Linked DNA regions of Homo sapiens: regions 1 and 3 are each linked to region 2. Evidence: read pairs that join two places in POLR2A ChIA-PET (ENCODE). Cell type or tissue: HepG2. All regions are shown on one strand.

Region 1 (2,500 bases), 190 kb after region 2:
ACAGAGCAAGACTGTCTCAGAAAAAAACAAAAAAAGAGAGAGAGAGAAGAAAAGAAATATTTATTGAATGAGGGAAATAGTCTTTCTAACACCCTGGAGGGGAAGGGGGGACAAGGGGACAGCTGGCTACCCAATTTGGGCACTTTGAGTCTGCTGACAATTGGATCCCAGGAAGCAGGTAGATACCCAGAGCAGAGAGGAGAAGCTACAAACTTTGAAGAATAGCCTAGTAACTTAGCACACACTCTGGAATCTAGTCTTTTCAGTTTAAGCCCTGGTTTCAGCTATTTAAGGGCAATGGTAGTACCGGCCCCATGTGCTTTTTGTGAGGATACACTAAGATCTACAGCACAGAGCATGGGATATTGTACCCACTCTACTATTGGTTACCTTTTATTGTATTGTTTGAGTGTGAGTCCAACCTGGGTTTGTCTTCTGGTTTGGTCACAGATTGCTCTGTTGCGTCTAAGGCCTTTGGGCTCCAACCCCAACCTCAAACACCTACCCAGGGCTAGCAGTTTATGTGTCTCTTCTCATTTGACCCTCATTACATGCCATGAGGTTGATGTTATTGGTGCTGGTTACGGTGGAGGAAACAGATGCTCAGAAATGCCCAAGTGACTTGCCCATGTGAGAAGTATCAAAATTTTAAGGTAAGTCCTTTTTGCTATCCAAGGCCCATTGCCTCAGCCTGCCTTGCCCCGAATCACACTTGGCTGAACCAAGGCTAGAACCTAGGTCCTCAGGACCTCCAAATAGTGTTATTTTCACTGCCCAGTGAATAGCAGTGTTGGGATTCTCACTGATCACCACCACTGTGCTAACTGGCTGGAGGAAACTGAGGACCAGAGTCCATAAACCCGGCCTTGTGGCCTCAAAGCCCGTGGCCTTCCCACCCCACAGGTGGCACTTTGGCAGCTCTCAGTACAAGGAAACTGTTGTTATTATTATTAGGCATTGCCTGACTTGGCGCCCAGGCCTAAAAAGAACTCAGCATGATTGGAAGACCCAGAGCTCAGAAGCCCTCTCCCAAGGGCTCCTCTTAACTGCCAGTGGGGACATTGCTCTTGCCTCTACCCCCACCTCTCTGCAACTCCTTCCCCTGCCGTTGAAATAGCTCTGTGGCCCCAGAGAAAGGGGAGGAAACAGTCCCTTAGTACACACGTTCACATCCAGGTTCTTGGGGGCTTTCCTTTGCCTCCTGGGCTCTCAGAGCTGCAGCTGGAGCCAGACAATCTGTTTCTCATTAGCTGTACTTTTGCTGTGAAATGAAGTGCTCTTTGAACCTGTGGGAGCAGGAAACCCATTTACACCCTTGAGAAGACAGGGACGTCAGCTTTGCCAGCACATTCCTTCGGCTCCTTTTATCTCCTGGGTGGAGCTCCCGGTGGTGGGCAGGCAGCTGCTGCTGCCACCTCCCCTGGTGCAGCCATGGGTAAAGGTGGTCCATGGGGTGGGCACAGAGGAAAGAGGGGATCATGCCTCTCTCTCACTTGGGGTAAAAGAAGCACATTCTGACTGGAGTTATTTGCCCCCTTTCCCTGCCTCCATCTTGCTCCTGATAACTCCTCTGTCCCAGGTGTCTTCAATAAAACCCCCAGAAATCATCCATCCATCCATCCATCCATCCATCCCAAGGGCAACTTGTGGATCCAGAGATCCAGAAAATGTGAGAACAAAGAGAATCCTTTGATACAACCCATTTCATTCTCCTTTATTTTATCAATGGGCAAATTGAAGCCCAGAGAGTTAACTTGTTCCAGGACATAGCACACTTTTGAATTCATTTTACAACTATTTATTGAGTGCTTTTTATGTGCCAGATTCCCCCCAGCTCCCACTGGTGGTACAGTGTAAATATAGCTGTGAAAACATGCACTTTTCTCAGCCTTCATTATCATTCTAGTGAAGGGGGCAGATGGTAAACAACTGAACAATTAAGTAAACATGACAATGTCAGATGATAAATCGTCTGAGAAAACAACAGAAGTGTTGAGAAGAGTGAGTGGGAGCAGGGAATGCTTTAGATGGGGTGGTCAGGGAAGGCTTTCTGAGAAGGGGACATTTGAACTGGAACCTGACTGATGACAAAATGCTGGCTCCAGGAACATCTGAGGGTAAAGCCTTGCAGGCAGGGAAGTGGCTGGTGCTACACAGTCCTGTGGTAGGAAGGAGCTTGTTTAACTTGCTTAAGAAGCAGAGAGACCAGCATGGCAGGAGCAAATGAGCGAGAGGAAGAGCGGTGGAAGATGAGGCCAGACGGTTCAATGCATCTCGAAGGGTCTGGAGACCATGTAAAGAGCTTAGTCTTTGTCCATTTGGAAGCCATAGAGGGTTTTAAGCAGGGAGTTGATGAAGTATTTTCCCAAGCAGATGCCTTTGGTTGTGTCAAGGGGAGGCAGGGGACAACGTACCCACAGGGTGGTGAGTTGGGGTTGCCTAAGTAGACTAAATAAACAACGATGGTGGCTACCAGCACCTCTCCCTTGACCCTTGATGG
Region 2 (2,500 bases):
CGGATCACGAGGTCAGGAGATTGAGACCATCCTGGCCAACACGGTGAAACCCCGTCTCTACTAAAAATACAAAAAAAATTAGCCGGGCGTGGTGGCAGGTGCCTGTAATCCCAGCTACTCGGGAGGCTGAGGCAGGAGAATCGCTTGAACCTGGGAGTGTCGGAGGTTGCAGTGAGCCAAGTTGCTCTATTTGTAAGAAGAGCAGAAGGGGAAACTAGGATCCCTCAGGCTCCTCCCCATAGAAGCACTTTGAGAATAGCCCAGCTCCCTGTGGAACGCGTTTCCCTCCCGCCTGGGTTTTGCCAGGGCCCCGGAAAACAGGCCTTTCCTCTTCCCTCTTTCCCCTGGCGACAGAATGAGACCCCGTCTCAAAAAAAAAAAAAAAAAAAAAAAAAAAAAAGAATGTGAGTACTGCTTCTAGCAGGGTCCTGAGCTCTGCGCAGGTCGTACCTGGGACTGAGGCCTCCTGGATCCCAGCGCCCCAGACAGGGACAGTCTCTCAGTCACCACTGGCTGAGCTCTGACTGTGGAGTCTGCCGCGAAGGTACACAGGCTTGCTGCACCCTGCCTGTCCTCTCTCCCCCTGCCCCTGCCAACCCCATTTTATTCTGGTCTCTGTTTCCTACATTCCCTGCAGTGGAAAACAGCCACCGCAAGGAACCTGAGGTTCATTTTGGAATCCCCACGGTAGAGACAGCCAAAGGAAGTGGCCACCCTCGTCTCCCCAGGGAAACATTTTTCCAGTGAGCAATGTCATTCCCCGGACAAGGTCAGAGAGGACAAGTTCAAGGGTCTTTTCCCCTGAGTATTTCACTGTGAGCCTCTTCACAAAACATTTCACACACATTTTCAGTTCTCACCACAGAGATGGCTGAAGAAACCAGTGTTTTGGGATCTCTTCTGCCTTTTTTTTTTTCCCTTACTGGGGGAAAATACCTTTTATATTTCTGGTAACAAGCTTCCCATCTCCCCTGACCCCACTCCAAACTCAAAAGCAAAGGAAACAACTCTGCAATGTTTCTGCGAGGAAAAAAAAAATCTGAAAAGCTATCTTTCATTTTTCCCCTGGAACATTCTTGGGAGACGTTGTTTTCTTATTTTTTGAAGTCCGAGCCCACTACTTTTACTTTTTTTTTTTTTTTTTTAATGTGAAAGGTCTTTCATCCCCAACCCTCTGAATGGCTAAAGGCAGGAAGCCTGAGCCCATGAACACAGATTTTTTTTTTTTTCCCTAAGACTGAAAGCTGAGACCCGGAGAGGTAGGGGCTCACAGGGGACAGAGAGACTGCTGGTGCAAGGGAGGAGCTGGCCTTTGGGGGTCAGGGCAGTCCGGGAGCTCTAGGAGACAGGGCCCCTGCTCTTGTGTTTGCAGTTGTACTGTGTCCACCTGGCTTGGGGGCTGGCTCCTGGAGCAGCGGCTCAGTGAATAAACAAATGAGTGCGTGTGTGCCAAATCTGGGTTCATGTCTGGTGGTCCCCGTGAGGGGATGCAGAGGCAGGAGGACCTGGTGGGGTCTCAGGAGCTGCCGTGCTGGGGGTTCCTGCCCCACCTCTGGGCTGAAGCTCCCAGAAGGCGAGGGACCGGCTCCTCCAGGGAGCAACTGTACAGGTCAAGGAGTCTGTTCCCAGCCCCTTCCATGGCTCCTCCAAGTAGGGGCTACTTGGGGAACTTCAGGTGTGGTGGCGGCCAGAGGGAAGGCGTTTCCGGGCCTTGAGAGGAGAGCTGTTCTCCAGAGTGGGACTAGGTCTGCTAATGCAGATGCAGCTCTTCCTGCAGGAGCTTCCTGGCCTCTCTGGGGAGGAGAGAGGGGCTGTGTTCATCCTGGACTCCCTCCTCCTACCTCCAAGGCCTGGGTGTGAACACCCTCCTGGCATGACTGGGCTCCCACCCACTGAGTCACCTGGTCCTGCTTGGCCGTGGGCCCCTGGGGAGCGAGGCAGACATGAGAGACGGGAGGACCGGCTGGCTCCTGTGGTCACCCCAGCCATGTGCTTCCCATTAGCCGCCCACACCCCGGGGAGGGGACGGCCGCAGGGCTCTCCCTCACGTGTCCTGGCCTTGTGTCAGCACCGCCCATGGAAGGAGGGGGCTGGACGCGGCACTGGAGCTGTGAGTGTGGAGATGGGAAGTTATGGCGGACTCTGAGGCCAGAGGGGCCTTTTCAGGGGAAAGCAGTGGAGAGCCATGGGACATGGAGTGGGGGGGCAGGGAAGAAGAGTTGGGGAGGGGACGGGAGGGCTGTGGGACCGTGAGAGACACTGGGAAGACATGGAGGAGAGGTGGGGGTTAGTGGGATACGGGGAAACAGAGAGAGGAAGCGGCGGGGATGGGAGGACTATAGGATTGGGAGAGGCATGGGCTGCTGGAGGGTCTTGAGAGAGATTCCGGGACCCACAGCCCCTCTGTGAGCCCTCTGTTACCATTCTGTTTCCCTACATCTTTCCCTCTATTCATGCCCCTGTACCATTCCATCCCCCTTCCAAATCCTCAATGCTCTGC
Region 3 (2,500 bases), 97 kb after region 2:
TTTTGTTTTGAGACAGAGTCTCACTCTGTCGCCCAGGCTGGAGTGCAGTGGCACCATCTCGGCTCACTGCAAGCTCCGCCTCCCGGGTTCAAGTGATTCTCCGGCCTCAGCCTCCCGAGTAGCTGGGACTACAGGCACATGCCACCACGCCCAGCTAATTTTTTGTATTTTTAGTAGAGACGGGGTTTCACCGTGTTAGCTAGGATGGTCTCGATCTCCTGACCTCGTGATCCGCCCGCCAAATCCCAAAGTGTGGGGATTACAGGTGTGAGCCACCGCACCCGGCCAGAGGAATGTTTTTACCAGGGGTCCAGGGAGCCTGCACACCCTCAGCCCTGCTCTCGGCTACCAGAAGAGTGTGGGCAGGCAAGATACAGTTCCAAAAGGCTCCACAGAGAGGGGCCAATGAGTCCTTTTGCTTTTCCCCTTGCTCTTGATGTTAGTGTTTCTAGAAGCTTCCATGTAGTGCCCTCATTTAATTTACAAGTTTGAATTCTTCTTTCACAAGGTATATTGAAGACCATTACTGGAAGTGAGGGGAGATGAGGAGGAAGAGGCCCTGGAAGGACATCTGGGACTGGTGGGAACAGCAGCTGGATTACCTGCTCCTGCCTGGGGATTTCTCTACATTCCCAAGCTGGTGCTGACAAAGTGCAGCCCCAAAGAGGCTGGGCCAGAGAGATTGGAAGAAGAGCTCTCAGGGGACTCCCACAATTCCTCTGACAATAAAATGAGACAGAGAGGTTAAAAGTCATTTAAATTTGGCCGGGCGTGGTGGCTCATGCCTATAATCCCAGCTACTCCGGAGGCTGAGGCAGGAGAACTGCTTGAACCTAGGAGGCAGAGGTTGCAGTGAGCTGAGATCATGCCATCGCACTCCAGCCTGGGGCACAAGAGCGAGACTTCGTCTAAAAAAAAAAAAAACCTCACTCAAATCTTTAGTTACAAGCTGGAAGATGCCGGGCTGTTCCCCCTGTAAGCTGTGCTGGCCGCTGGTCATGCTTCCTGTGGTGTGCTTTCAATTTCCCTCGTTGTAACTGAAAAGTGGGGGCCTTTTCTCTGAAGGAAGAGGCTGTGGTCTCCCAGGTGCCCTGTTGGGCTCTTTAGGGAGGGACTTAGACCCAGGAGGGCTCCTAGACCTGGGCAGGTAGAATTGCTCCGCCTGATAGAAAGAGAACCTGGAGCTCTCCAGGCAAGCTGGGCAGGTTTATGAGCTCGGAGCCTGAGAGGTGAAAGGTGAAGCTCCTCCCCTTCTGCTCTGACCCTGTCGTGTGTGCTCCCCAAATATTTGGTGAAATCCATCCCACTCAGAAATCGCTTTGGATTTGAGCGTGGGATCTGGGTCAGTGATAGCAACAGAGCAGCCCTCGAGGTAGGAACAGAGGCTTCCCCATCCTCTAGGAATTTGCATAAATATACTAGGAGATTGTGAAATGAATGAAAGTCCAAGAAAATCACATCTAGATCTGTGAGGCAAGGAGAGAGGCCCAGATGCCATCTGGGTAACATATGGGAAAGTGTTTGCAAACTTTAACCACTACGTAATGCAAAGAATCATTTGCTATCCTTGTTATATACAAAAATCTTCATCAAAATGTTTGCATTGAGCAGTTGAACCTAATGATGAAAGAGGCTTGCAAGAGCAGGCTGGCCGGGTCAGCCCTGGGACAGCCAGCCCAGGCTTTCTCAGGCAGGCGGCACGGTGTGGACGAGAGGTTGGTGGGCAGGGATTGGCTTCCTGGGTCCAAACACCTCCTTTTTCTCTTACTATCTTTCTTGTCTTTCACAGGTTTATTTAAACGCTTTATAAACTTTTTTCTTTGTATTTTGCCAGAGCCATCCCCTGGGAGCCTCTTTGCAATCTTCCTTCTCGTCCAGCTCCCAGTATAAGTCACCTCCTTCAAAGCTCTTTGAATCCTGATGGTGCCCTTGACTGGGAGAGGCCACATAGTGGGGTGGTTAAGAGCATGTACCCTGGAGGGGAACAGAGCTGGATGATCAGGGCCAGGACTAGGGTAAGGAGGGTGAGACCTGAAAATTAAATAAAAATGAAAATGAAATGAGATGAAAATTAAATAAAAATCTGAGAAGGTGCCTGCAAACTCATAAATCAAAATAAATATTTTAATGTTATTTTATATAGGTATGTATTTTTTTTTTTTTTTGAGACGGAGTCTCGCTCTGTTGCCAGGCTAGAGTACGGTGGCGCGATCTCGGCTCACTGCAACCTCGGCCTCCTGGGTTCAAGCAATTCTCCTGCCTCAGCCTCCCAAGTAGCTGGGACTACCGGCGCCCACCACCATGCCCAGCTAATTTTTGTATTTTTAGTAGAGACGGGGTTTCACCATGTTGGCCAAGATGATCTCCATCTCTTGACCTCATGATCTGCCCCCCTCGGCCTCCCAGAGTGCTGGGATTACAGGCCTAAGCCACCACACCCGGCCGTATGTATGTATTTTTAGAGATGGGGTCTTGCCATGTTACCCAGGTTGGGTTAAAG

What was found. ChIA-PET counts read pairs that join two places held together with the same protein. Peaks named below come from ENCODE experiments on the same cell type or tissue, not always from the same donor. Only the 100,000 strongest peaks of a DNase experiment are listed, where the experiment ranks them.
Region 1: POLR2A ChIA-PET joins it to region 2 with 11 read pairs; 2 of 35 experiments call an interaction of 5 or more read pairs at or near these places.
Region 3: POLR2A ChIA-PET joins it to region 2 with 18 read pairs; 9 of 35 experiments call an interaction of 5 or more read pairs at or near these places.

The regions. Positions count from the first base shown.
Region 1 is chr22:32,719,822-32,722,321 of GRCh38, forward strand. The region is part of intron 6 of SYN3 (synapsin III); the gene reads right to left. Among named protein-coding and RNA genes, the nearest start is that of TIMP3, 81 kb to the right of the region's middle. In HepG2, no CTCF peak of the experiment used is centred here; a DNase peak (open chromatin) is centred at 1,310; H3K4me3 peaks cover 402 bases.
Region 2 is chr22:32,530,779-32,533,278 of GRCh38, forward strand. The region is part of intron 10 of SYN3 (synapsin III); the gene reads right to left. LOC124905103 (a long non-coding RNA gene) reads left to right here and starts at 1,073. Exons shown (of 3, transcript XR_007068067.1): 1 at 1,073-2,110. RefSeq lists enhancers at 913-1,550, 1,551-2,188. In HepG2, a CTCF peak has its summit at 1,325; DNase peaks (open chromatin) are centred at 1,363 and 1,903; H3K4me3 peaks cover 1,569 bases.
Region 3 is chr22:32,627,838-32,630,337 of GRCh38, forward strand. The region is part of intron 6 of SYN3 (synapsin III); the gene reads right to left. LOC107985545 (a long non-coding RNA gene) reads left to right here. Exons shown (of 3, transcript XR_001755504.2): 3 at 509-2,082. Among named protein-coding and RNA genes, the nearest start is that of SYN3-AS1, 54 kb to the left of the region's middle. In HepG2, a CTCF peak has its summit at 402; a DNase peak (open chromatin) is centred at 1,454.